Regions from separate parts of the Homo sapiens genome. Here region 1 is linked to region 2. A link is an interaction called in ENCODE POLR2A ChIA-PET data of the cell type or tissue named here. Cell type or tissue: MCF 10A. All regions are shown on one strand. Region 1 has its middle 85 kb from the start of MIR944. Region 2 overlaps TP63 (tumor protein p63).

Region 1 (2,500 bases), 140 kb before region 2:
GTTTGTGAATTTTGTTTTTCAATAGTTTAGCATTAGCATTTTGTTATATTCTGTATTTCATCATTTCCTTTGAAGACACACAGAGCTTTTTAAATCTGTGAATTAATTTCTTTAGTCAGTTCTGAAAAAAATTTTTTTTTCTGTATACATTTCACCTGTTCAGTGATTTCTAGTGTTATTTTTTTTCCCCTTTTGGTCATTTTGTCTTATTCGGAAATAGCTAATCATTTTGGATTGAATGCTTGACATTGTGTAAAAAAGATTGTAACATCTTCGTATTCCTTTTTAAGCTCAAAGTTAGAATAGGGTATAACATTTCAATTCTATAAGGAATTGTGCTAATGTGAGGATAAATTTCAATCCTTGTAACAACTGTTCTATTTTTAGTTTCCCATTACTCCTCATTAAGTCATGAGAAATATGTGATCCATTAGTTATATATTTTTTTCATTGGTTTCCTGGAAGTTTCATGTTACGTTTAACATTTAAGTACAACAATTATATTGACCTTGACCTTGTTTCTTAGTTTTATAACAAACTTTTTTATTTTAGTTAATTGTCTTACTGTACCTGTATCTATTATTATAAAGATTCTCTAGTATTTTATGAAGTTCATTCACTCATTATTTATTATCACTTGCCTACATTATTTGGGGCATCAAATTAGTCTCTAAGTAGGCCTATAAGGATGAATTCCATATTTCCTGACTTAACAGGTCTTGCAGTCAAATAACTGGAATAGGAGAGAGGAAGAAAACTGTGTAACAGGTGCATAAACCACATGCTGTAGGGAAGCAGACAAAGGAATAATACAGTTTTCCTAGAATGATGAGGGAGAACATGGTAGGCTAGCATTGGAGCACACACTTTGCCAGGAGAAGGACATTGCTTTAGGTTAAGAACACAACATGAACAAATGTACAAGAAGAGAAAAATAGGGTAGTTTGAGAGAAGAGCCTGATAAAGGAAAGGATGAATAACTGGAGGATATTGTTATGGGGCTGAGCCAGGGCTGGGTAAAGCTTATTTAAAAACTAGTTTCTGAGATTCTTAAGTCAGTGATTCGGTTGCCAGAAATACGATCAAGTATTATTCTTTGGTGATTTTAAAATATGTGCTTGTTCTTTAATTACCTCCCAAGAGATGTATATTTACTAACTAAAAATCAAGAAACAATTGCTGCCTCCAGGGCTAAGAGTATCTAAGGAAAGAGAAACACACCTGCTTTTTTGGTCACCAATATTAATATTTTACTTTCTTGCATCTTGAATGGTAAGCTGAAGCCACGAGTTGGAACGGAATACAGGCCGCTCTAGGGTGATGATTCAGGATGACTATTAGACTTGCAAAACTGAATGTGGGTGGTTTTGTTGTGTAATCTTTTGCCTTAATCTTTCTGCCTTTAATGAAGTGCTTTGACTGTCTCTTTTTGTGTGTGCCTGTTAGAAGTAGGACATGCATAGAGTTTCTCAATGGAATCTCATCAAATGTAAAGTCATGATTGAAAAATTGTTTGCCTTAGGTTAAAAAAGTCCCCTTTAGTTACAGAAGATATTACTTTATCTTGGGATATAAAGTCCAGAGAATTAAATAATTTGGTCAAATTACTTCCCAATTTAAGTGGATTTCAGACCTGAAATTTAATAGGTACAAAGTTAGTGTACACATGCAATATTGAAGAGAAAATTTGGCTATAAACAGCAAAAAAATTATCTAGTAAACAGTAAATCACGAATTGAATATTTTATCATTTCAAAAAAAACCACTAAACATTTTTCTAAGTAGCATGCTATTACATCAACTTTCTCAATATTTTAGTCAATGTTTCTTCAGCAAACATTTATTGATTGTCTACTATATGCTAGATTCTCTGCTAGCCTCCAGAGACAGTGATGAGCAAAATACAGGCACCACTTTTAATATTTTGAAGATTATAATCTAGTGAGATTCATCAGACATTTATCAAATAATCATACTTATGAAAGAATAATTCCAAATTTAAAAAAATGCTCTGAAAGAAAGAAGCACAATTCTATCAGAGGCAATAATGAAGGGACTGTAAATAAACACCTTCATTCTTTTTTGACCTCAGAAGTGGGTGGCATACAGAAACTTGTTACCACAAGCTGCTTGGTGCTGTGGAGACAACAGGAGTCTTAGAATTAGACTCTTGTCAAGATGATTAGAGCTTTTCCATGATGTCCTGCAAGGTCAGAGATGGCTAAGAGATTCCTGAAGTTAGGTTTGTCCTAGTCCTACCTGGACTAGCCCTTTACTTGTCCTTTGCTTTCCTCCAACCCACCTCTACAGTGCTGCCAAATAGACAGTTTTAATACTCAGCTGGTAGAGTGCCTCAGATCTTCCCAACACCATCTGAAGTTTCTTCTTTACACAGTTGCATTTCTCTCCTTCATATTCATTTAAAATCAAGTTCTAAGTCCTGACAAACAAGTTTCCATAATCTTACCAGACTCCAGCCAGTCTTACCAGATTTGCTTTA
Region 2 (2,500 bases):
TGTAGACCCTAGTTCCTCTGTTATCTCCAACAGGCAAACTCAAACACATTCTTTAACACCCACATAACTGCTACTTCCATTTTACTCCACACTGGTTGAGTGTCTTCTATGTACTTAGCTTGTGCTTGCTAGGATCTGTCTTCTTGCTTTTTTTTGTAATTTCTTGTCTTTTCTAGGCAGTCAGTTGCTCTCTCCGTTAACATTTTACTCAATTCTTGGGATACCTATATTACTGTTGATCTGATCTTATTGCCTTTTAGTTATGTTTTCATGAATCCCACACTGAAATAGAAGCTTGAGAGCAAGGGCGATGCCCAATTTAGTTCTATATTTCCTGCAGCTTGGAAAGTATGCAGAGTAAGCATTCACATTCTGCTTGGGAGATGTCTGTTCTGGTTTGATCCATATAATAAGTCTGTGAAGTTGGCAGCGTCTTATTGTCCTTGATTCTCAGATAAGGAAATGAGGCTCTAGAGGGGTTAAACGTCATACTCAAGTTCATACAATAAACTATACTTAAGGCTGGAGCTTGGAACTCAGGTTTGCTGGCTCCAAACTTCATGCTCCCCTGTGCTACACAGGTTACTCTGTCACAGAAGAGATTACTGTCTTGCACGCATGCCTGAACATTGTGCAGGAATTCCATATCAGAGCAAATCACCTTTTTTATTTGCATGCTCTGCAAGGGAAATTGAGAGGTCCTGTGGACACAAATGGCTCCCATGGATTTTCTTTGCAGCTTTTTTCCCTACATGTTGGTCTTCTGAGCTTCCTACTGTTACAGACACAATGAACTAACTTAACTCCACCTTCCCAAGCCTGATTCACAAGTTGATTAAAAAGTGGTGCAACCAAGTAGGTGTGCCTCTGTGACCCGGGTGGTTAAGCCAGATCTTCTGGCCTATGGAGGCTGCTGGTTTGATTTTGTAAGAAAACATTATCTGCATTGATCATGAACTAGACGATTTTGTAATAATGTCACAAAGGGATTAAAAAATACTCGAGGAGTGATGCATTTTAAAAATATAGGTAATTTCCAGCAAAGATTGAAAGCTACTTTAGTGTTAATATATATGTTGCTTAAAAGTAAAGGGAAACTATAGACTGTAGCCTCCTGATAATGATGAAATCATTTCTTCAAACGGATTCAGTATGAGTGTTGTATTTAAATCACAAAAAGAAATGCATAGCAAAGTCAGGCTTCATTATAAGTCATATAAAGACACACACACACACGAGCTATGGGAAAGCTGGCTTCAGCAAAATAAAAAATAAAGCTAAGGAATTATTTGTAACTTGGTTGCTAAGTGAATGAAATGGTAATATTATACCGATCTTAATCATTTACTTACATTCTCTTCTTTAAGTATTTCTTTGATTCACGAGGTTTTGTGATAGTTTCTCTATGGGGTAAGGGATTTAAGCTACAAAGTTAAAGGGCCGAGTTGATAACAACGTAAGTGGTGTGACCAGATCTATAAGATTGTGGACAAAAAAGGGAACTGATACTTCAGTCTAAGCATCTCTTTAAAAGATATATTCAGCTTCTTTTCTCCTAACTCATTCCTCAAAATATCCACATTCTTACAATTCCTATTTAGCAACAATAATAAGTTCTTGGTCATGATCAATAGCTAGAAGACTACTTAAGCAAATTAAAACTCATGCACAATCCTCACCCATCAGACAAGTTCTACTTTCGATTCCATTATGACTCTAGAATGGAAAAGGTCAAAAATGTTTACTGGTTCACATAATAGGAAAGATTGTCACATTTGAGTTTTTCATCCTCTTACAGGGAATCAAGACAATAAAAAATGAAGGCTAAAGTAAATAATAGCTGATTAAAAATTAGTTGATTTGATTTTATTGATACATCAAACTATAGACCCATTCAGTGTATGTTAATACTAGAAGTGTGTTAGAGGCCATCAGTTAGAGGCCATTTTATTTCTCCCACATACACCTGTAGACAAACACATTTCCTTTCAAACACTAACTGAATGCTTTATTGTACATTATCCTGCAATAAGACCTAAAGAAGAATAAGACTCGGCCAGGCGCAGTGGCTCATGCCTGTAATCCCAGCACTTTGGGAGGCCAAGGCAGGCAGATCACTTGAGGCCAGGAGTTCGAGACCAGCCATGGCTGGAGTTCACCAGCATGGTGAAACCCTGCCTCTACTGGAAATACAGAAATTAGCCAGATGTGATGGCGCATGCCTGTAATCCCAGCGACTCAGGAGGCTGACGCACCAGAATCACTTGAACCCGGAAGACGGAAGTTGCAGTGAGCTGAGATCCAGCCACTGTACTCCAGCCTGGGTGACAGAGTAAGACTCTGACTCAAAAAAAAAAAAAAAAAAAAAAAAAAAAGAAGAAGAAGAAGAAGAAGAAGACTCAGCATCTGTCCAAAGACTTCCTCATCTAGTATAGGAGACATACACTTAAAAGAAAAAAAAAAAATATGTTTACAAAGTCGGGTGAAATACATGTGAAAT

What was found. ChIA-PET counts read pairs that join two places held together with the same protein. Peaks named below come from ENCODE experiments on the same cell type or tissue, not always from the same donor. Only the 100,000 strongest peaks of a DNase experiment are listed, where the experiment ranks them.
Region 1: POLR2A ChIA-PET joins it to region 2 with 6 read pairs; 2 of 35 experiments call an interaction of 5 or more read pairs at or near these places.

Annotation. Positions count from the first base shown.
Region 1 is chr3:189,913,854-189,916,353 of GRCh38, reverse strand. No RefSeq gene overlaps it. Among named protein-coding and RNA genes, the nearest start is that of MIR944, 85 kb to the right of the region's middle. In MCF 10A, no CTCF peak of the experiment used is centred here; a DNase peak (open chromatin) is centred at 1,353.
Region 2 is chr3:189,777,721-189,780,220 of GRCh38, reverse strand. The region is part of intron 3 of TP63 (tumor protein p63); the gene reads right to left. Among named protein-coding and RNA genes, the nearest start is that of MIR944, 51 kb to the left of the region's middle. In MCF 10A, no CTCF peak of the experiment used is centred here; no DNase peak of the experiment used is centred here.